Linked DNA regions of Homo sapiens: region 1 is linked to region 2. Evidence: chromatin contacts called from ENCODE Hi-C data. All regions are on one chromosome and are shown on one strand. The core of a region is the stretch at or near the end of the contact, and the rest is flanking DNA. Distances in the headings are between cores, read along the strand shown. Region 1 holds the start of MGAT5 (alpha-1,6-mannosylglycoprotein 6-beta-N-acetylglucosaminyltransferase). Region 2 has its middle 86 kb from the start of MIR3679.

Region 1 (4,399 bases), core at 1,280-3,779, 210 kb after region 2:
GAGTCCCACATAGAAACTTTGAACAATCCAAGGTAGACAGGTGTTTTTAACTCATAATACTCCTTTATTCCCTGTTTTAAAAATTTTTTTAAATTTGATACAATAATTATACATAATAATGGAGTACCATGTGAGATTCAATCCACATATACATTGTGAAATGATCAAATTAGGATAGTTAGCATGCACATCACCCCCAAATAATTATTACTTTTGTGGTGAGAACACTTAAAATTGTCTCTTTTAGAAATATACGTTATTATTAACCATAGTCACCTTGCTGTGCAATAGAACACCAGAACTTATTCCTCCTAAATGTAACTTTTTACCCATTGACCACTCCCTCCTCATCCCCCTCTCTCCTCCCCACCCCTGGTAACCACTGTTCTGTTATCTCCTATGATAGCAACTTTTTAGCTTCTGCATGTGAGATTGTACGGTAGTTGCCTTTCTGTGCCTGGATTATTTCATTTAGCATAATGTCCTTCGGGTATATCCCTGTTGCTGCAAAAGACAGGATTTCTCTCTCTTTTTCTGGTTGAATAGTATTCCATTGTCAGAGAAGTGTTGTAAGACTAGGAAAGGAACACTGCAGGCTGGAGCCCTGGGGAAAGTGGTCTGAGGCAGGTGGTGGGACTAGAGCTGGGGTCTGGCAAACAGGCTGGGTTTGATTGTCAGCATAATAGAGAGCACTCATGTGCCAGCTGGGTGGGAGGAGCAGCCGAGTGAAGAAGGGGAAGCCTCTCAGGAAGCATGTGCAGGGTTTATGGTAATGAGCAGACCAGCAGGTACGTAGTGGGAGAGGGGTGTGATGGGGCAGAGGAACTTACGTTATGATAGTACAAGACAGAGGTTGAGCCTCATTTTAATAGGCATTGTGGTGGGTGTTGAATAGTGATGGAATGTATGGGTCTGGAATCAGGCTGCCTGGTCAAGGGCTCTGAAACATGAGTGTGCATCAGAATCACCTCGAGGCTTGTTAAAGGATAGGCTGTGGACCACATCTCCTCAGTTGCTGATTCAGTGGGTGTGGGTGGGGCCTGAGAATTCACATTTCTCACTGGTGATGCTGCTGTTACTGAGTTTGGGACCACATTTGGAGAACCACTGGTCTAGAATTGAGAGGTTGGCAAACCTTCTCTGTTAAGAGGTAGATAGTAAATATTTTAGGCCTTCTGGGCTACAAAGAGTATCTGTTACATATTTTTTATTGCTTTTCATGACCCATTAAGCATATATATATCATTCTCTGCCATATACAAACAGGCTGTTGGGGGAGTGAGGATGATGTAGGGAAGGTGGGGCATGGTTTAATAACCCCTGGGCCATGCCTAGATGATCAGTCCTCTGCCACATAGCTGGCTGACCTTTGCCAAGTTAATCACCTTTTACCTTTATTTTCTCATGTTTCTAATAAAACAGAGACGATAATATTCATACTTCTTACCATATAGAACTTCTGAGGATTCAGTGAGCAAAGCCACAAAAGATGGTATGTCACAATATCTGGGATATAGCTAGAATTTATAATTTATTTTTACTCTGTTGATAGGCAATGGGAAAACAGTAAGAGGCAGACCAACAGTGATCCAGGGCTCTGAAAGCTAATTGCTTCAAGATCCTGCTACCATTTTCTTTTGGGCCGCTTGCAAAGAAGAATCCTTTGACTGAAGCATGTATGTACACTCTGAAGTACAGCCTGGGTTAGTCTCTTATAAGGGATCGGATCATTGCTCAGCCTCTCCCTTGAGTGGCACTTAGAAAATGGCGCTATTCGTAAGCTGACTGGTATTGGGCCCAGGACTCTGGCTGAAGGGGTGGGCATGCTGGTAACCATTTGCAACCTATGCTCAGGTCCTACTTGTTGGGAAGCCCTGATTGAGAAGAGTGGCCTGGTCTGTGCTGGCATTAGATAGGATCTGGCTGCATTAATATTGAAACTACTCTGCCTTTTAATGTCTCATTTTGCCTCATGGTGGGAGTGAAAGTGAGAACCACAGAAAATCTGCCTGCCAGGTGTTCCACATTTCTTGTGCTACAGCATGCAAGTGAGCAGTGAGGTGTACCTTTTCCTCATGTAGCTGGGAAAGCAATACCCCTGCTTGTACCTCTGGCATATCTTCTCTGTGCTGGTGCACCTAGAGAGGTTGCCTGGTGGCCCTGAGAGAGCCATCTCATCACTAAACACTGATGGTGAAAGCTGGCCATGCTCAAATAAGATGTAGCAATCTACCTCTTCTTTGTCTAGTTACCCCCAAGGGGGCATCCACTTTCTTGCTCACCTCACCAGTTGCATGTTCTAGTCCTTGCCAGAAGCACATAATAATGACTTTGTAAGCTTAAGTTACAGGCACACAAAAGGGCCTGATGGTGATATGACTCCACCCTCCCCGTTTTTGCTGACATTCCGCCAAATATCCTTCTGTCTCCTCCCCACCTTGCAAAACAAACTTCCTGTTTTGAATTTGGTCCAGGCTGGAACAGCCCCACTACACCTGTTAACACACGCAGACGCACACTTCCCCCTTCATAATTGCTTAGCTTCTTGTTGCCTAGCCAGATTTCCCCTCAGCTTACAGTTCCTGAATCATAAGATATTGAACCAGCAAATTTAAGAGTTGACATTTTACTTAGAGGTATTCAAGTGAAAACATGGCTTCTGGTTTATTTTGCTGTATTGTGCCATGACCACTTGGCTAATTCTTCTCCTCCTTCACAGCAGAATGGAAGTGAGGAAAGGCAACCAGCTGACACAGGAGCCAGAGTGAGACCAGCAGACTCTCACACTCAACCTACACCATGAATTTGTGTCTATCTTCTACGCGTTAAGAGCCAAGGACAGGTGAAGTTGCCAGAGAGCAATGGCTCTCTTCACTCCGTGGAAGTTGTCCTCTCAGAAGCTGGGCTTTTTCCTGGTGACTTTTGGCTTCATTTGGGGTATGATGCTTCTGCACTTTACCATCCAGCAGCGAACTCAGCCTGAAAGCAGCTCCATGCTGCGCGAGCAGATCCTGGACCTCAGCAAAAGGTACATCAAGGCACTGGCAGAAGAAAACAGGAATGTGGTGGATGGGCCATACGCTGGAGTCATGACAGCTTATGGTAAGCACTGTTTCTGGGACCTCTCCATTAAAGTGTGCCTTGGCCTTGAAATGGCCCTAGAAGCTCCCAGATATGGTCTTGTCATGGACTGAATGTCCTTTGCCACTGCCTTCATAAGCAGTGAATTGCACACAGAGAGGCATCTTTAGGAAATTAAAGCAATGCCATTTTGGGGGTTCTGAGCTGGTGTATGCAGACACACTTTCCCCTGGAGTCAGTGGGTTAGTATAGTTAGGGCTCTATTGGTTGTGTTTGCAGCTAGCTCCTTCTCCCTGAACACATTTCAGGAACCATGTGATCTCATGTGGGAGTGAGTTCAGGGAATGCTGAAAAATATTCTCATCTTTCCCTAAACAAAACTTAATTAAGGCTGGTGGGGGTGAGGTGAAGAGGATGGGGAGGAATGTTCTATGGAAGCCAGTAAACTTAGAGCCAATTGTGTTCCTCCCTCCAGCCAATAAATATGACACTGGCACTTGCATGCTGGTGAGTTTTAACCTTTGGCTTCTTGAGGTTATGTTGCTCTTCTTCTTGCCCTTGTCTCTAACTGCCCTCACTTTGAAAGGAATCTTTGTGTACTTGTTGCTTTTTCTTTAAAGAATTTTTTTCAGAATTCTTTTTGAAATCAGAAAGAGTAAAAAAATACACATATGGGATGTAACTTATTTTTCTTTTATGTTTAATATAGAAAAAGTTGGAAGCTGTAGACAAGCAAAAAAAGAAAAAAATTACACATAAGTCTACTACTCCAGGCAATAACCACAATTAACATTTCAGTGTGTATTTTTCTGATACTTTGCATACACACACAAATATATATATACATATATATACATATATACATATATATACACATATATACACATATATATATACACACACATATATATATACATACACATACACACACAAATACTTGGAAAAAAATTGCAAATGGAATTTAGATCATGCTGTGTTTTGCAGAGCAGACTTGGTCTGTAGAAGATGACCTGTTGTTGAGTGACAAGAGTCTGATCATTGAATTGAGGTTTCAGTGGTCTCACTGAAGTGGTCTCCCTGATAGTATAGATGAGATGCAAGAATGGGGTTAGGTGAGGTGGAGAAAGTGGAGTTGTGTTTTGTGACCCACTCAAGGAAGGTGCCCTGAAGTATGCCGATTTCAAATCGTGATTCCCAAAAATGTGCAGCAACAGTTCAGTTCAGTGCAGGTTGAGTTCAGACACAGGAAATCATACTCAGTTATACATGTGCTTCTTTCTTTCCAAAAGGGGAAAAAAACTTGTTTTTAAAAAAGTAT
Region 2 (4,051 bases), core at 863-3,362:
TACAAAAAAAACTCATTTTAAATGTAAGTCTACTGTACTTGTCCATTCTCACACTGCTATAAAGAACTACCTGAGACTGAGTAGTTTACGAAGAAAAGAGGTTTAGTTGACTCACAGTTCCACAGGCTGTACAGGGGGCATAACTGACAAGGCCTCAGGAAATCTACAGTCATGGCAGAAGGGGAAGCAAGCACATGTTACCATGGTGGAGCAGGAGAGAGAGTGAGGGAAGGGGGGAGTGCTACATACTTTCAAACAACCAGTTCTCATGAGAAGTCACTATCACAAGAAGAGCAAGGGGCAAATCTACCCCGATGATCCAATTACTTCCTACCAGGTCCCTACCTCAACACTGGGGATTATAATTCAACATGAAATTTGGGTGGGGCCACAGAGCCAAACTACATCATTCCACCTTTGGCCCCTCCCAAATCTTGTGTCCTTCTCACATTTCAAACATAATCATGCCTTTTCAACAGTCCCCCAGTGTCTTAACTCATTCCTGCATTAACTCCAAAGTTCAAGTCCAAAGTCTCATTTGAGACAAGGCAAGTCCCTTCTGCCTATGAGCCTGTAAAGTCAAAAACAAATTAGTTACTTCTAAGATACAATGAGGGTAGAGGTATTGGGTAAATACAGGATGCAGGCATGGGCAAATACAGGATGCAGGCACTGGTAAATATTACCTTTCCAAAAGAGAGAAATCCACCTAAACAAAGGGTCTACAGGCCCCATGCAAATCTGAAACCCAGCAAGGCAGTCATTAAATCTTAAGGCTCCAAAATAATCTCCTTTGACTCCATGTCTCACATCCAAGCCACACTGATGCAAGGGATGGGCTCCCAAGGACTTGGGCACTTCTGTGCCTGTGGCTCTGCAAGGTACAGCCCCCACAGCTTCTTTCACAGGCTGGTGTTGAGTGCCTGAGGCTTTTCCAGGTGCATGGTGCAAGCTGTCAGTTGATCCACTCTTCTGGAGTCTGGAGGATGGTGGCCCTCTTCTCACAGCTCTTTTAGGCAGTGTCCCAGTGAGTACTCGGTGTGGGGGCTCCAACCCTACATTTCCCCTCTGCACTGCACTAGTAGAGGTTCTCCATGAAGGCTCTACCCCTGCAGAAGACTTCTGCCTGGATATTTGGGTGTTTCCACACATTCCTTGAAATCTAGGTGGAGTCTCCAAAACCTCAACTCTTGCCTTCTGTGCACCTGCAGGCCCAATACCATGTGGAAGTCACTGAGGATTGGGACTTACACCCTCTGAAGTAGCAGCCCAAGCTGTACCTTTGCCCCTTTTAGCCACAGCTGGAGCTGGAGCAGCTGGGACACAGGGTGCTATGTCCTGAGGCTGCACAGAGCAGTGGGGCCTTCAGCCTGGCCCACAAAACCATTTTTCCTCCCTGGGCCTCCAAGCCTGTGATGGGAGGAGCTGCTGTGAAGGTCTCTGAAATGCCCTGGAGGCATTTTCACCACTATCTTGGCTATTAACATTTGATTCTCCTTTACTTATGCAAATTTTTGCAGACTTGAATTCCTCCCCAGAAAATAGGTTTTTCTTTTCTGCCACATGGTCAGCTGCAAATTTTCCAAACTTTTACTCTCTGCTTCCCTTGTAAATATAAGTTCTAGTTTCAGTTCATTTCTTTGCTTATGCAAATGAGAATAGGCTTTTAGAAGCAGCGAGACCACATCCTGAATGCTTTGCTGCTTAGAAATTTCTTCTGCCAGATACCCTAACTCACCTCTCTCAAGTTCAAAGTTCCACAGATCTCTAGAGCAGAGTCACAATACTCCCAGTCTCTTTGCTAAAGCATAGCAAGAGTGAACTTTACTCCAGTTCCCAATAAGTTCCTCATCTCCATCTGAGACAACCTCAGCCTGAACTTCATTGTCCATATCACTGTCAGCATTTTGGTCACAACCATTCAAAATGTCTAGGAAGTTCCAAACCTTCCCTCATCTTCCTGACTTCTTCTGAGCCCTCTAAAATGTTCCAACCTCTGCCCATAACCCAGTTCCAAAGTCATTTCCACATTTTCAAGTATCTTTATAGCAATGGACCACTTCTCTGGTACCAATTTCTGTATTAGTCTGTTCTCACATTGCTATAAATAACTACCTGAGACTGAGTAGTTTATGAAGAAAAGAGGTTAACTAACTCACAGTTCCACAGGCTGAACAGGACGCATGGCTGGGAGGCCTCAGGAAACTTACAATCATGGCAGAAGGGGAAGGGGAAGCAAACACGTCTTACCATGGTGAAGCAGGAGAGACAGTGAGGGAAGGGGGAAGTGCTACACACTTTCAAACAACTAGATCTCATGAGAACTCACTCACTATCATGAGAATAGCAAGGCGGAAATCTGCAGCTTGATCCAATCACCTCCCACCAGGTCCCTCCCTCAACATTGGGGATCGAAATTCAACATGAGATTTGGGTGGGGACACAGAGCCAAACCATATCAGCTACATATAGATTAAAACAAATGGATGGAGAAAGATACACCAAGCTAACATCAATCAAAAGCAAGCAGAAAAGCATTAGTAGCTATATTAATTTCAGACAAAGTAGTCTTCAAAGCAAGGAAAGTTATCAGAGATAAAGAGAGGCACTACATAGGATAAAGGGGTCAGTTCTCCAAGTGGACATAACAATCCTTAATATGTATGTACCTAACAACGAAGCATAAAAATACACCAACCAAAAATGGATCCACTACAAGGAGAAATAAATGAATCCATTATTATAGGTGGAGATTTCAACACCCCTCTATCAGAAATGGATCAATCCAGCAGGCAGAAAATTAGGAAAAACATAATTGAACTCAACAACATTATCACTCAACAACATTGTCACTCAGCTGAATATAATCAACATCTACAGACATTTCATCCAACAACAGTAAAATACACATTTTTCTCAAGTTCATATGAAACATCCACCAAAATAGACAACATCCTGGACTGTAAAACGTACTTCAACAGTTTTAAAAGAATAGAAATCATGCAATGTCTGCTCTCAGACACAATGGAATTAAACTAAAAATTAACAACACAAAGAACAATCACAAACTAGATGGAGATAAACAAGACACTTCTAAATAACACATGGGTCAAGAAGTAAATCTCAAGAGAAATTTTAAAATGTTTATAACAAATTCAAAATTAATATGCAACAAAATGTGTGGGATGCAATAAAAGCAGTGTTTACAGAGAAATTTGTAGCATTGAATACAGATATTACAACAGAAAAAATATAAAATCAATAATATCATCTTTTACTAGGAAACTAGAAAAAGAAGAACATATTAAATCAAAAGTAGTCAGAAGAAAAGCAATGACAGAAATTAGAGCAAAAATAAAGGAAGTGAAAAACAGAAAATCAGCAGAGAAAATCTATGAAGCAAAAATTTGGTTCTTTCAAAAGACAGATAAAATTAGTAAGTCTCTAGCCAGGCTAACTAAGAAAAAAGAAAGGACACAAATTATTAATATCAGAAATGAAATAAGAGACATTGGTACAGATTCCATGGACATTAAAAGATAATGAACAACACTATGAATAACTGTATGCCCACAAATTTGGTAACCAGATGAAACAGACTAATTCCTTGAAAGATGCAATCTGCCAAGACTCACAGAAGCAGAAACAGAATAGGCCCATATCTATTAAAGAAATTCAATCAATAATTAATAATCTTCCAATACAGAAAGCATGAGACCAGAGAGGTTCACTGGTGAATTCTATCAAATGCTTAAGGAAGAAATTATAGCAATTCTCTTCAATCTTTTTCAGCAGATAGAAGTAGAGGGAATCCTTGCTAACTCATTCTATGAGGCCAGCATCCCCCTAATACCAAAACCAGACAAAAACATTACAAAAAAAGAAAATCACAGGTATTTCTCATCAACATAGATGCAAAATCCTCAACAAAATATTACTAGACCAAATCCAACAATATATAAAAAAATTATACATCATGACAGTAGAATTTATCCTGGGTTTGCAAAGCAGTTTTAACATTTGAAAATCAATTGATATAATATATCACATC

What was found. A loop is a pair of places that touch in the nucleus more often than their neighbours do. Pooled maps may share reads with other maps.
Region 1: a loop to region 2 is called in a map with no recorded cell type, with 11 times the contacts of the local background. The contact joins the promoter of MGAT5 here to the enhancer-like site in region 2. A Hi-C loop is called at or near these places in 5 of 37 single-sample maps with no recorded cell type and 3 of 50 pooled maps.

Annotation. Positions count from the first base shown.
Region 1 is chr2:134,251,543-134,255,941 of GRCh38, forward strand. It overlaps MGAT5 (alpha-1,6-mannosylglycoprotein 6-beta-N-acetylglucosaminyltransferase), which reads left to right and starts at 2,530. Exons shown (of 16, transcript NM_002410.5): 1 at 2,530-3,102. The coding sequence starts at 2,862.
Region 2 is chr2:134,038,704-134,042,754 of GRCh38, forward strand. No RefSeq gene overlaps it. Among named protein-coding and RNA genes, the nearest start is that of MIR3679, 86 kb to the right of the region's middle. Within about 2 kb of position 2,113, at least 3 of the 41 ENCODE cell types and tissues checked have a DNase peak (open chromatin) inside an H3K27ac peak, as active enhancers do.